Linked DNA regions of Homo sapiens: regions 2 and 3 are each linked to region 1. A link is a loop called in an ENCODE intact Hi-C map of the cell type or tissue named here. Cell type or tissue: heart right ventricle. All regions are shown on one strand.

What was found. Peaks named below come from ENCODE experiments on the same cell type or tissue, not always from the same donor. Only the 100,000 strongest peaks of a DNase experiment are listed, where the experiment ranks them.
Region 2: a loop joins it to region 1, with 2.5 times the contacts of the local background. A loop is called at or near these places in 33 of 110 quality-filtered maps.
Region 3: it touches region 1 in a loop (6-fold over the local background); 21 of 110 quality-filtered maps call a loop at or near these places.

Annotation. Positions count from the first base shown.
Region 1 is chr2:127,413,503-127,418,502 of GRCh38, forward strand. It overlaps PROC (protein C, inactivator of coagulation factors Va and VIIIa), which reads left to right and starts at 4,925. Exons shown (of 9, transcript NM_000312.4): 1 at 4,925-4,990. RefSeq lists enhancers at 1,886-2,648, 3,029-3,088. In heart right ventricle, a CTCF peak has its summit at 2,559 (motif pointing left); a DNase peak (open chromatin) is centred at 2,639; H3K4me3 peaks cover 953 bases; H3K27me3 peaks cover 749 bases.
Region 2 is chr2:127,342,390-127,347,389 of GRCh38, forward strand. It overlaps MAP3K2 (mitogen-activated protein kinase kinase kinase 2), which reads right to left. Exons shown (of 17, transcript NM_001371910.2): 2 at 737-805. The coding sequence starts at 740. Among named protein-coding and RNA genes, the nearest start is that of MAP3K2-DT, 43 kb to the right of the region's middle. In heart right ventricle, no CTCF peak of the experiment used is centred here; no DNase peak of the experiment used is centred here.
Region 3 is chr2:127,322,274-127,327,273 of GRCh38, forward strand. MAP3K2 (mitogen-activated protein kinase kinase kinase 2) reads right to left here. Exons shown (of 17, transcript NM_001371910.2): 8 at 4,414-4,544; 9 at 3,455-3,534; 10 at 1,901-1,968; 11 at 1,629-1,721. Among named protein-coding and RNA genes, the nearest start is that of ERCC3, 31 kb to the left of the region's middle. In heart right ventricle, a CTCF peak has its summit at 2,566 (motif pointing right); no DNase peak of the experiment used is centred here.

The DNA of each region.
Region 1 (5,000 bases):
GTTGATAATTGGACTTCATCAAAATTACAAACATCTGTTCATTAAAAGACACTGTTAAGTATAAAAGACAAGTCACAGACTGAGAGGAAATTTTTGCAAAATACTTAGCTGACAAAGGGCTTGTTACTAGGATACATACAAATTCTAAAAACTCAATTTAAAAAACCCTCAAAAACAAAGAAACAAACAAAAAACAGCCCAAAGACTTAAACTGGCACTTCACCAAAGAAGATATAAATAGCAAATTAGCACAGGAAAAGATGCTCAAAATCACCAGAGAAGAGGGAAATGAAAATTAAAGCTACAATGAGATACCACTACACATCTATTAAGAAGGCTAAAAATTGAAAATTAAAATTAAAAAACAACCGACAACACCAAATGCTGGTGAGGATGCAGAGCAACAGGAACACTCAGACATTGCTTGGTGGGAATGCAAAATGCCACCACCACTCTGGAAAAGTTTGACTTTATTTTTTTTTCCCAAAAGTAAACACGTACTCACCACATGACTCAGCAATCTTATTCCTAGATATTACCCAAGAGAAATGAAAACATATGCCCACACAAGGACCTATACATAAATGTTCTAGCAGCTTAATTTAATGATAGCCAAGAACTGGCAAATGGATAACAGATTGTGGCACATCTATATAATGGAGCCCAGTCAGCAATAAAAAGAAATAAAGTACTGATATAGAATTCCACATGAATAAATCTCAAAAGCTTTATGCTGAGTGAAAGAAGGTAGTCTTAAAAAGCTATGTACTGGTTGGGCACGGTGGCTCACGCCTATAATCCCAGCACTTTGGGAGGCTGAGGTGGGCGGATCACTTGCGGTCAGGAATTCAAGACTAGCCTGGCCAACATGGTGAAACTAAAAAATACAAAAATTAGGCAGGTGTGGTGGCGTGTGCCTGTAATTCCAGCTACTCAGGAGGCTGAGGCAGGAGAATCACTTGAACCCAGGAGGTGGAGATTGCAGCGAGCTGAGATCACACCACTGCACTCCAGCCTGGGCAAGAGAGCAAGACACCAACTCAAAAAAATATATATATGTGCTGTAGGATTCCCTTTATATGCTATTCTAGAAAATGCAGATTATAGAGATAGAAATCCAATCAGTGGTTGCCAAGAGTTGGGGTGGAACACAGAATTTCTGAGGGTGATGAAAATGTGTATATCATGATGTGGTGGTGGATGCACTATAACATACATTTGTCAAAACAAGCAGAACTGTACATTTTTAAAGTGTGAGTTTCCCTGTGTGTAAATTATACCACAATAACCTGACAACAACAAAAGAGAGAGACGTTGGACTGCATCCATCCCACTCCACTTCTTACCAGGGAGCTCCCGGGAGCCTCTCTAGTGTCTGTCCTCCCTGCCCTGCCTGGGGTGGGCTGAGCAGCACAGCGTCCCTGCAGAGAGAATGGAGAATGGGCAATGCCCACACAGGGGAGTGGCATGGGGTGAGAAGGAACCTTAGTCCCGTCAGCCCTGACCACCAGCCCATCTCTCATCACTGTTCAGCAGAGTGAGCTCAAGTTGGGTTTCTGGCATCTATTGGCAGAGCCAGGGCCAAAACGCAAGGGGTGGGGAGTGTTGTACAGGTTAGGGCTGACTGAATGATCAGCCCTAATCTGTACAACGGATCTGTGCAGTCTGAGCTTCCACACAGCAGCAGCTGTCCTTGACCCCTTCCCCTCCTAGTCGGCCCCTCCCTGACCTTCCCAGGCCTGTGGGAAGTCCTGTTAAGTCCCAGGCCATGTCCACTTTGTATAAAATACTTAAAAATAAGGCCAGGCACAGTGGCTCCCGCCTGTAATCTCAGCACTTTGGCAGGCTGAGGAGGGAGGATCACTTGAGGTCAGGAGTTCTAGAGCAACACAGCAAGACCTCCTCTCTCCTAAAAATTTTTAAAAATCAGCTGGGCGTGGTGGCACGGGCCTGTGATCCCAGCTACTGAGGTGGCTGAAACAGAAGAATCGCTTGAGCCCAGGAGATCTAGGCCGCAGAGAGCTGTGATCCCGCCACTGCACTCCAGCCTGGGTGACAGAGCCAGAGAGACCCTGTTTCAAAACTTTTTTAATTAAAAAATTAATAAAAGATTTAACGTGACCCTTATAACAGTCACCTGAGACGGACGCTGACCCCATTTTACAAATGTGGACATTGAGACACAGGGAAGTTAAATCCCCCTGTCAGAAAAAGGCTAGCGGAGGTTTAAGGCCGTGGGAACGTGACTCCAGAGCTGAGGGCTTTGGAACCCCGCCTGCTCCGGTAGTTGTGGCTGGCCTTGCCCCACACACATTTGGTTCTAGCTCCTTTGCTTGGGTCTTCATCCATGCAGCGAATTCCTTAGCCACAGGTGTCCCTCTGCTCTCTAACTCACAGCGAGCTCGCTGCCCAAAGTCCTGCTCCGGCTTCCTGGGTGGACCTGACCGCGTTCGGGTGCACGTGGGGCGACTCACACCTGACAAGTAAAGCGGGTGAGGCCGCGCCTGTGAAGGGCGCCTGGCTCCTCCGCAGGAGCGGTGCGGCGCGGCGCCCCCGGCTGGAACCAGGTGTAACTGCAGAGACCCTGGGATCGCAGGAACGGCTGGCGGCAGGACTGTCCCTACCTCGAGAAGGTGACGGGGTTTCCTGCGCTGCCAGCCGATGAGGCGGCCGTGACGCAGCCCGCCGTGCAGAGTCCCCGTCGGCCGACAGGCGTGCAGAGCTCTGCAGAGGACCCTTCCGCCCTCTGGGCAGCCTGCCAAGCCGTGGCACCCCCAACCCCCAGCACTGGGCACTTGGGAGCATTGCAGCCGCCCTGGCTCGTACCGGTGCCGGTGCTTTGGGCACCTGGGCTGGTTTGGACATGGGTGCCCCGGGCAGAGTCCATTTATGCAGGTCAGAATCAGTGTGTGGAGCCTGCATAGACTTGCCCTGGAGCGGCTGCCTGTGCTGGGGTGGGGAGGAGTAGAGGGCGAGAAGTTGGTGGGGAAGGGAAGCGGCGCCAAAAGAATACCCACAACATCTTGCACCTGGAAGGCAAAGCAGAGGGCAGTGATCTCTGCAGACTTGCGGGGGCGACGCCTGAAGCAAACAGGGACATACAAGCTGGTGCCTTCTGTGGTTGTGCATGGGGTCTTCATGCTTCCTGTCTGAGTTCCCAGAAGCTTGTCTCTGCTTTTCTAGGCAGCTGCCACAGCCTGTCACAAACAGCTCCTGGTTCTCCACTTCTCATAGTCTCGATTTCAAAATCCATTGCCTCACCCTCCACCTCCTCTCCACCTCCACCCCTCCTAGCACCTCCTGACTGCTTGTGTTCTGTGTCTCCCCACTGTCTCCCAACCTGGGGTGGGGTTGGGGGGGATGTCTTTCCTCCTGTCTGCTCTTTGATGTCCAGCTGAAGTGTCACCTCCTACAGGCAGCCTCCCCTGGCTATGCCAGCTTGTACTGATTGCCCTCTCCTCTGAATTCTGTAAGCATTTCCTATGTGTACCTGCCCCTGGGCAAGGTGGGCCTGACTTGTTAGAGTGTTAGAGTTTTACCCTGTTCCTCTAGGAGGGCCTGGTACCACCACAGCCCAGCATGGTGTGGTGCCTCAGCAGGAGGCATCTGGTTACAATCAACACAAGCTGTTCCAGCCAATTTAAAGAAACTTCAGGAGGAATAGGGTTTTAGGAGGGCATGGGGACCCTCCTGCACCCGAAGCCAGGATGTGCCACCAATCATAAGGAGGCAGGGGCCTCCTTCCGCTGCTCCCTGGGACTCTCTAGGTGTCCGTGGCCTCAGTCCCCCTCTGCACACCTGCATCTTCCTTCTCATCAGCTTCCTCTGCTTTAAGCGTAAACATGGATGCCCAGGACCTGGCCTCAATCTTCCGAGTCTGGTACTTATGGTGTACTGACAGTGTGAGACCCTACTCCTCTGATCAATCCCCTGGGTTGGTGACTTCCCTGTGCAATCAATGGAAGCCAGCGAGGCAGGGTCACATGCCCCGTTTAGAGGTGCAGACTTGGAGAAGGAACGTGGGCAAGTCTTCCCAGGAACAGGTAGGGCAGGGAGGAAAGGGGGGCATCTCTGGTGCAGCCCGGTTCGGAGCAGGAAGACGCTTAATAAATGCTGATAGACTGCAGGACACAGGCAAAGGTGCTGAGCTGGACCCTTTATTTCTGCCCTTCTCCCTTCTGGCACCCCGGCCAGGAAATTGCTGCAGCCTTTCTGGAATCCCGTTCATTTTTCTTACTGGTCCACAAAAGGGGCCAAATGGAAGCAGCAAGACCTGAGTTCAAATTAAATCTGCCAACTACCAGCTCAGTGAATCTGGGCGAGTAACACAAAACTTGAGTGTCCTTACCTGAAAAATAGAGGTTAGAGGGATGCTATGTGCCATTGTGTGTGTGTGTTGGGGGTGGGGATTGGGGGTGATTTGTGAGCAATTGGAGGTGAGGGTGGAGCCCAGTGCCCAGCACCTATGCACTGGGGACCCAAAAAGGAGCATCTTCTCATGATTTTATGTATCAGAAATTGGGATGGCATGTCATTGGGACAGCGTCTTTTTTCTTGTATGGTGGCACATAAATACATGTGTCTTATAATTAATGGTATTTTAGATTTGACGAAATATGGAATATTACCTGTTGTGCTGATCTTGGGCAAACTATAATATCTCTGGGCAAAAATGTCCCCATCTGAAAAACAGGGACAACGTTCCTCCCTCAGCCAGCCACTATGGGGCTAAAATGAGACCACATCTGTCAAGGGTTTTGCCCTCACCTCCCTCCCTGCTGGACGGCATCCTTGGTGGGCAGAGGTGGGCTTCGGGCAGAACAAGCCGTGCTGAGCTAGGACCAGGAGTGCTAGTGCCACTGTTTGTCTATGGAGAGGGAGGCCTCAGTGCTGAGGGCCAAGCAAATATTTGTGGTTATGGATTAACTCGAACTCCAGGCTGTCATGGCGGCAGGACGGCGAACTTGCAGTATCTCCACGACCCGCCCCTGTGAGTCCCC
Region 2 (5,000 bases), 71 kb before region 1:
TGTGTGTGTGTGTGTGTGTGTGTGTGTGTGTGTATTTGTTTTGTTAAGCAAGAAGTAGAAAATGTGTGATAAAGGCAAACTCTGGCAAGCAAATGTCAGAATTAAATCCCAGGATCAGTCTAAGTTTCAAAATTTAGCATCCAACTACTCAGTACCATTTTTCTTGATTTAGGATAGGGTGGGCCATTCGTGACTCCATTTCCTTCTAGTGTCTTCCTGTCTAACTAATTCCCTGCCTCATGCTGGAACCCTTAACACAAAGGAGAAAAGGAAAAAACAAAAAGGAGGTAAACAGGAAAACAAAATATGTAAACTGAACATACACAATCCATTCCCATACTTTAGTGTCTTTAAACTAACATTATACCACAATATACGACCAAGAGTTGTATAACATATTCTCCCTGAGCACCAATGATTTGCTGCTCTATGAATGATAAAATTAAATTTTATGATTTCTCTCTTGCCATCAGACTTTAAGCAAATCACAACACATCTTAACAGCTTATTTTGAATGTCCCTGCTGTTACGCATAAAATGATCATTCTAAAACTACAGCAACACAAAAAGTACTTTAATTCAAAGTCTATTAAGTAAATATAAAACATTTCATAAATCTGCTATATCATAAAATTTATTTATAAAAAGGTTTATAATAACACATAATAGAGAAAGTTTTTTCACTTCCATTCTATCCTTTAATTATTGCTGAAAAATGCTTTTAGTTTGAACTCACCCATTATGGCAAACAGCTCAACAATTTGAAAATTAGGAAAATGGTTCTCCCATCAGCATTCTTTATGGCCTGAGAAGATAAAACAGATCAGCATATTAATAAAAAGAAACAGAAAAGGAGCCAGGAAAAGAAAAAAAAAAGTCAGTTTAAATAATACTAATGAAAAATATACAATATGAATACTTTACACATTTCGCTAGGGGGAGGTGTTTTATATTGAAGGTTGATCATGTAGGCACCCCCTTGCCTAACACATACCAAAATTCCAGACTCCCAGAAGAAAAGCAGGTATTCAGCATAAACCATAGTGTTTGTACAAACCATTATCAGTTGGAGGCAGGAACTCTCCTGAAATCCAAGTTCTCAGGTGTCAGCCAAAGGCTAACTCCTAAGCAGGCCTTCTACAAATCAGCAATCAGGCCCACTACATTAACTCTTTTTCTATATAAACAGCAATAGGAAACTAATATGTTGGTTTAAAAAAAAAACTGCATAACGCAATAATTATAACTGTGTTGCTGGGTATACAATATATAATAATATAATTCACATAATATTAACAGCACACAGGAAAGGGAAAGGATAGAGTTACATAAAAGAAAGGTGTTTATGACCAAGTGCAGTGGCTCATGCCATAATCCCAGCACTTTGGGAGGCCTAGGCAGGCGGATTGCTTGAGCCCAGGAGTTCGAGACCAGCCTGTCCAACACGGTGAAACCCCATCTATACAAAAAAATACAAAAATTAGCCGGGTGCAGTAGTGCATGCCTGTAGCTCCCAGCTACTTGGGAGGCTTGAGGTGGGAGGATCACTTGAGCCTGGGAGGTTGAGGTTGCAGTGAGCTGTGGCACTCCAGTCTGGGCGACACAGCGAGACTGCCTAGAAGAAAAAAAAAAGTGTTTGTATACCATTGCAATTAAGTTGATATTACCTCAAACTATGTTATTATAAGATGTTAACTGTAATCCCCAGGTCAACTAGAAAATAAGATGAAAAATATGAGTGCCAACATGACACTATGAATGGAAAATTCCACAAACCTGTCCTCATGTGATATGTCACAGTCAAAAGGCAGATGCACAACTCAGTTTATTCAGCATCCCCCAGGAGAAAAGAGACCCTACCAGCCCCTTCCACTGTAATATATCTTTTCCATGCATGCCCAAATTCCCCCATGCAAGAGGCCTACAAGGGTAATAATAGAAACTTTGTTTCAGACACAAAATTATTTTAAAAATTGTTGGCTAGTACAGTGGCTCACACTTATAATACTAGCAATTTGGGGGGGCCAAGGTGGGAGGATCACGTGAGCCCAGGAGTTTGAGACCAGCCTGGGCAACATAGGGAGACTCCCATTTCCACCAAAAAAAAAAAAAAAAAAGATTTAAAAAACAAAATGCCAGGTGTAGTGGTGCATGCCTGTAGTCCCAGCTAACTGGAAGGCTAAAGTGGGAAGACTGCTTGAGCCAGGGAGGTCAACGCTGCAGTGAACTATGATTGTACTCCAGCCTGTGTGACAGAGCAAGACCCTGTCTCGAAAACATTTAAAAAATTGTATAAAATTACCTTTAGCTATATGAATAAGATGTATATGAAACATAAAAGAATTTCATGTTTAGACTTGGGTCCCTTTCCCAAGATACCTCACTATGTATATGCAAATATTACAAAACATGAAAAAAATCCAAAAAACTTCTGGTCCCAAACATTTTGACCTGAATATGTTGCCTACAACAGACACTTTTTTTGGGGGACAGGAGGAGGGTCTTGCTCTCTTTCCCAGGCTGAGGTGCACTGGCATGATCACAGCTCACTGCAGCCTTGATCTGCCAGGCTCAAGCAATCCTCCCACCTCAGCACCCCCGAGTAGATGGGACTACAGGTGCATGCTATCACACCCAGCTGATTTTTAAAAAAAGATTTTGTACAGATTACCCAGACTGGTCTCAAGCTCCTGGGCTAAAGTGATCCTCCCAGTTTGGCCTCCCTAAGTGCTGGGACTACGAACCACAACACCTGGTCCACATTTTAAATTCGAAGACAAAATAGGTTGACAGTAAAAGGATAGAAAAAGATATACTATGCAAACAGTAGTCAAAACAGACCTGCAGTGGCTACACCACTATCAGGCAAAACAGACACAAAAATTGTTGTGACAAACAGCATTTTATAATGAAAGATAGCCAATACATCAAAAAGATATAGCAATTATAAACTTATATGTACCTAACAACAGAATCGCAAAATACACAATGCAAAAAAGTATAAAATTCAAGGAAGAAACACAATTCAAAAATAAAAGTTGGAGATTTCAATGCCCTGCGTTCAATAACGGATAAAATAAGTAGACAGAAAATCAATGAGGAAATACAAGACTTGTACAACACTATAAACTACTAGGCTTAACAAACACCTACAGAATAATCAACCTCAAAACAGCAGAATATACACTCTTCTCAAATACATATAGGACATTTCCAAGACAGACCAAATATTAGGTAATAAAACAAATCTCAGTAACTACATGGATTGAAATCACACAAAGTGTGTTCTCTGACAAAAATGCAATAAAATTAGAAATTGGCAACACAAGGATATCTGGAAAATTCACAAATATGTGAAAATTAAAAAACATAAAAATAATCAATGGGTCACTAGAAGGCATAAGGAAAATTAGAAAATACTTTGAGATAAAAATGAAAACACATCAAAACAAAATGTATTGGATGCATCTAAAGATAAAATTTATAACTGTAAATATTTACATTGACAAACAAGAAGGATGTCAAATCAATAACCTAACCTTTGACCTTAAAATACTAGAAGATGAGGAACAATTTAAATCTGAAACAAGCTAAAGGAATAGGGAGTAGAAAATAAAAATACCACTGAAATTTAAAAAAAAAATCAAGAAAACAAAAATTGGCCCTTTGAAAAGATCAACAAAACTAACAAACTTTTAGCTAATCAAAAAAAGAAGAGGGAAAACACAAATAACTAAATTCAAGAATTCAAAAGGGAGCAATTACACCAACCTTTCAGAAATAAAAAGGATAAGAGAATACTGTTAACAACTGTACATCAACAAATTAGATGACTGAGATGACACAGACAAATTCCTAAAAAGAAACAAATTATCAAAATCGACTCATCAAGAAGAAATTAAGAATTTGAACAGACCTATAAAAAGTAAAAAGACTAAATTAGAAATGAAAAATTTCTCACAAATAAAAGCCCTGGACCAGATCACTTCAAACATTTACAGAATTTACAAAAACTGGTTTTAAAAAAAAAAAAAAAAAAAAAAGAAGGAACACTTCCCAATTCATTGTGAAGCCAGTATTACTCCAATACCAAAACCAGACAAAGCCATCACAAGATGAGAAAACTAAAGATCAATATCTCATCAATACAGATGCAAAAATCCTCAATAAAATACTAGCAAACCTAACCTAGAACATTAAAAAACAAATTATATACCATGCACATTTGGGATATATCCAACAAAATCAAGGTTGGTTCAGCACATAAAATCCAATCAATGTAAAAAACCACATTAACAGAACAAAGAACAAAAACCAGGCAGGCACAGTGGCTCATGCCTGTAATCCCAGCACTTTGGGAGGCTGAGGCAGGCGGATCACCTGAGGTCAGGAGTTCGAAATCAGCCTGGCCAACATGGCAAAACCCTGCCTCTACTAAAAATACAAAAATTAGCCAGGCATGGTGATGGGCACCTATAATCCCAGCTACTTGGGAGGCTGAGGCAGGTGACTCCCTTGAACCTGGGAGGCAGAGGTTGGCAGTGAGCAGAGATCATGCTGCACTGTACTCTAGCCCGCGCGACAGAGCGAGACTCTGTCTCAAGGAAAAAAAGAAAAAAAAGAAAAAAGAACAAAAACCAAATCATCTCAAAACATACAGAAAACACATGTGCCAAAATTCAACACCCTTTTATGCTCAAAAGATAACAAACAGAAGAGGACATAATCAAGTTGATTATGGTGAAAAACTTCATGGTGAAAAACAGGATACATTCCCAGTAAGGCCAGGAATATGGGGATGTCCACTCTTGCCACACATCTATTTAATATTGTACTAGAGGTTCTAGTCAGAAGACGAGGCAAGAAAATGAAATAAACGGAATCCAGACTGGATAAGAAGTAAAACTATACCCATTTGCAAGTGACATAATCTTAGATACAGGAAAACCTAAGAAACAAACAAAAACAGTATTAGAATCAATAAACACGTTCAGCACAGA
Region 3 (5,000 bases), 91 kb before region 1:
ACCTTATACCTTTTATTAATATGTTATACTTTTAAAGTATTTAAAATTTGTAATGTAGAGAATAGAAATTTGTCCTGTGACTAGGCTAAGAAACTCAAATAGGAATGATTGGGTGGGAAAAAATAAACAGGATCTGAATACAAATTCAAATAATCTCTTATGATAAAACATGTATGAGTGTGCACACAGAAACATACACACACACATCTTAAAAAGGAACCTCCTCACTTCTGGATAAAAAGGAGGAAAAAAATTTACTCTCATTTCCAATAATGATTTTAAAATCTAAAACAAAGATGCAGAAGTTCACAGGTAGTAATTTTTTTCTTTTCTTTTTGAGATGGAGTTTCACTCTTGTTGCCCAGGCTGGAGTGCAGTGGTACAATCTCGGCTCACTGCAACCTCCGCCTCCAGGGTTCAAGCGATTCTCCTGTCTCAGCCTCCCAAGTAGCTGGGATTACAGGCGCCCACCACCATGCCCAGCTAATTTTTTGTATTTTTAGTAGAGACGGGGTTTCATCACGTTGGCCAGGCTGGTCTCATACTCCTGACCTCAGGTGATCCACCCGCCTCGGCCTCCCAAAGTGCTGGGATTACAGGCATGAGCCACCGCACCTGGCCAGTAATTTTTTTTCTTAAAGGGATGATGTAAGTATCAATCTCATCATCAAAGAGTAATTTTCTAATATCATTTAAAAGTTACTCCTTTTGGATGGGTGCAGTGGCTCATGCCTGTAATCCCAGCACTTTGGGAGGCCAAGGCAGGCAGATCACTTGAGCCCAGGAGTTCGAGACCAGCCTGGGCAACATGGCAAAACCCCATCTCTACTAAAAATACAAAAATTAGGCCGGGCACGGTGGCTCACGCCTGTAATCCTAGCACTTTGGGAGGCCAAGGCAAGTGGATCACTGGAGATCAGGAGTTTTGAGACCAGCCTGGCCAACATGGCAAAACCCCATCTCTACTAAAAATACAAAAATTAGCCAGGTGAGAATCGCTTGAACCCAGGAGGTGGAGGGTGCAGTGAGCAGAGATCATGCCACTGCACTCCAGCCTGGGTGACAGAACAGAGTGAGACTCTGTCTCAGGGGAAAAAAAAAAAAGAAAGAAAGAAAATTACTCCTTCTTGGCCAAGTGCAGTGGCTCACACCTGTAATCCCAGCACTTTGGGAGGCTGAGGCAGGAGGACCGCTTGAGCCCAAGACTTCAAGACCAGCCTGGGCAACATGGTGGGACACTGTCTCTACAAAAAAAATTTTTTAATTAGCTGGGTGTGATGGCAAATGCCTGTAATGGCACACACCTGAACTCAGGAAGCCAAGGCAGGAAGATCACTTGAGCCCAGGAATTTAAAGTTACAGTGAGCTAAGATCATGCCACAGCACTCCCGCCTGGGCAACAAAACCTTGTCTCTTAAAACAAAAAATTATTCATTTTCTTTTAAGGGATAACCAAGTCTTATAAGTTGTCATAAAGCCAAAATGCCCATTATACTTTTGTTATAACACAATTCCTCATATTTTTCTAATGGTATTAACACAAATATGAGGTTTTAAAAAATTTTTGTATTTATTTTTGTTGTTGAGATTTTTTAACTATTCTTGTGGTCTAATTGCTAGAAACTTACCATCATTATACTCTTGATGATGATATGAAACATGATACCTTCTTGGATATGTTCCTCCTTTTCCAAATTTCTCAAAGATAGGGTTATCATAGTCTGTTAAGACATATAAGATGGTTATCTTTTATTTAAAAAAAAAAGTTAAATATTTCTAATGATGAAAAGCACATTTATAAATCTTTATTTGACTTTTCAAAAATCCCCCCTCTCCCTCCCAGCCAAAACATTATCCAATGACATAAACATTTAAACATTTAGAATTTATAAAGTCTAACCTGAAAATTCCTGATGATTATCTGGGTAGCTCTGAGCCCTAGGCATTCGTGATTTTGGATAGCTCTCTCTATAAAGAAAAAACATCACATTAAGTTTACAGAAAGAACGTAAGACATTAAAAAGAAAATCTTTGAGCAATATCTATATCTATCTGTGCCTCTCTGTATGTGTTTGTGTAAAGGAGCTCACTTTGAAAGGTTAGCATACCTAAAAAAGAAAAACTACACTTACTTGGTACATGTAGGCAAAGAGCATGACTTAAAATTAACCTTACAGTACAGTGGAAGAATGACGTATTTTGGAATCATTAGGTGTTTCTAAGCACTGTGTTTCAATCCAAGCTCTGCCACTTAACTATGTAACCTTGGCAAATCACCCTTCTGCATCAACAAAAAAGATAATTTCCAACTATTCAAGTGTACATAAGTAAGGTATCCAGGATAGTGTTTTGCAAATGGTAAGTACTCAAATATATAGCTTTCTCGTTACTACTTCCCTGAATTTCTTAAATGTCTACCTTAAGATAGACATTGACACAGACAGAAATTTCATATACATGGATAAAAGAAACTTAAATGTGCATTCCCACGCAATATTAGTTATTTTTTTCAGAATTTGCTTTCATAAAGCAATTCCAGAGAGGATTACCAAGAATACTGTCCTATTGAGACCAGGAGGGGGAGCACGTGTAACAAAAAATTCACATTTTGCAACTTTATCCTGCTCATATTCCTGAACAGCTTTTTCACAAAAGTACTTAAATTTTTGCCTACATGTACCAATGTGACACAGTGGGCTACAATTTCCAAGAATTTAAATTATTTCTAATCTGGTGCCAGAATGAACATAATCCTGAACAGGTGAAATAACTCAGGAAATTTCCAAAACCAAACATATTAATGTAAAAGTTGATAGCACTTTTCATAAACACAGTTTTAAAAGTAAATGTACATAAATTCTAAATTTGATTTGCCTTCAAACACACAATTTTGACAAGCAGGAATACTCAAACTATTATAATCAGATTTCCTTTTAACTAACAAAGATACTGAGTCCCATGAGGTAAAGGGATTTATCCACACTGTGCAAAAATTCATCTGCCGTCATCATACACAAGTACCAATTCTATTCCTCTGAATGTAGCACAAAAAAGTTACTGATAATTCAACATTCTATCTGTATGAATATTTACTCATATCTATTAAAAAAGAAAACTACAGTAAGCTGAGCATGGTGGCTCATGTGTGTAATCCCAGCGCTTTAGGAGACCAAGGCAGGAGGTTCGCTTGAGCCCAGGAGTTCAAGATCAGCCTGGGTAACAAAGTGAGACCCCCATCTCTACAAATAATACAAACAAAATAGCCAGATGTGGTATTAATAGCAAATGCCTTTGGTCCTAGTTCCTCGGGGGTCAGAGGTGGGAGGACTGATGGAGCCAAGGAGGTCAAGGCTGCAGTAAGCCGCATTCACGCCACTGCGCTCCAGCCTGGGTGACAGCAAAACTCTGTCTCAAATAAACAAATAAACCCTCCAAAAACTACGATAAACATTACCCATCCAAAGGACTATCAAGTGATGGACAACTTCCTGAGCCAGAATTTTCAGGGCTGCTTAAAGATAATGGATCCAGCATCTAGGAAAAAAAGGAGTTCCACCATGATTCAATTTGATATAACCAAAAGTTGCTTATTAAAAAAACCTGCCTTAATTAGACATACTTCATGTAACATAAAATTCACCCATTTAAAGTATACAAGTCAAGGCTTTTAGAATACTGAGAGTTGTGCAACCCTCACTCACAATTTTAGAACAATTCCATACTCAATAGTGGTCACTCTCCAGAGTTACTCATTTTCAAATGTCCCTTGTAAGCAAGCCACGACTTCAAAATTTCCTAAGAGAAAAATATTCTTTCTCTATAGACTATTGACTAAATAATTAAAAGCTACAATATTTCACACTATTTTGCTTACTGAAAACTGAACAATGGCCCCACCCAAACTGAGACTAATGACACTATGACTATTACATTATTAGAAAATGTAAACTACTATAATAGTGTGAACATATAATGCGATGCAATGCAATGTTAAGGGAATAACAGCAACTCCATGAAAACATTTTAATACTATAAAATTGAAGTATTTTTTAAATGTTTCAGAAAGTTCACAAACCTCAGTTTCACAAAGGTAAATATTTGTAGTTTCATTCTATCTTTCAAATGTTTAAAAAAAAAATCTGGCTGTTAAATTACAAAGCAAATGCATTATCATTCACTCACTCTCATTCATTCACTTATTGAGCAATATAAAACCAGCTGTATTCCAGCTTTCTTTATACAGGCACATGTAAATTAATGGGCATTTTCCTATATTTTTTCTATTTTGTTCAGTTAAGAAGATATGTAATTAGAGAAGAGATAATACACACACACACCCAGTTACGTGCCAAATCACACTGACCCTGACAACATCTCTTTAAATTAAATTTAAAAAATCAAACTTTTGCTTACTTGGTCCATGCTCTCTGGAATGAACTCTCCTTCACTGTTGATACTAGTGAATGACCCATTCCGGGCAACCTGGTGTAATTCATCTGGAATGTAACCTGGGGGAGGAGAACTTCTATCTCTACTAGTAGGACCTCAAGGAAGAAAAATAATGTAATTTATAATTATAGGCAAGGGAATCAAGTTTTGTTTTAAATAGGCTATATTTCTGAATTATATCATTAATAATTTCAGCAAAAGAAAATTCAATTTTTATTAAAACTTATCAGAACATTCATTTGTAAATCTTCAAATGGCTTTATAACCTTTGTAAATTCCCACCCTATCATAATTATTAACCTCACCATAATATTCATTTATACTCACTAGGTAGGATGGTATTCTGACTGCTGATAGGATGATAATACAATATAGATTTCTGGCATTAAGACAGTTTATTTAAGTAATCACATTTCTTATGAGACAATAACCCACTCTATTTTACTTGGTTCTGTGGAAATGATGCTATATTTATTAGTACAGTGTCTCACCTTTCCTCATAGTTTTTTGAAATTAAACTATGTGAGCATTTAAGTTCTGGTCCAATTTAA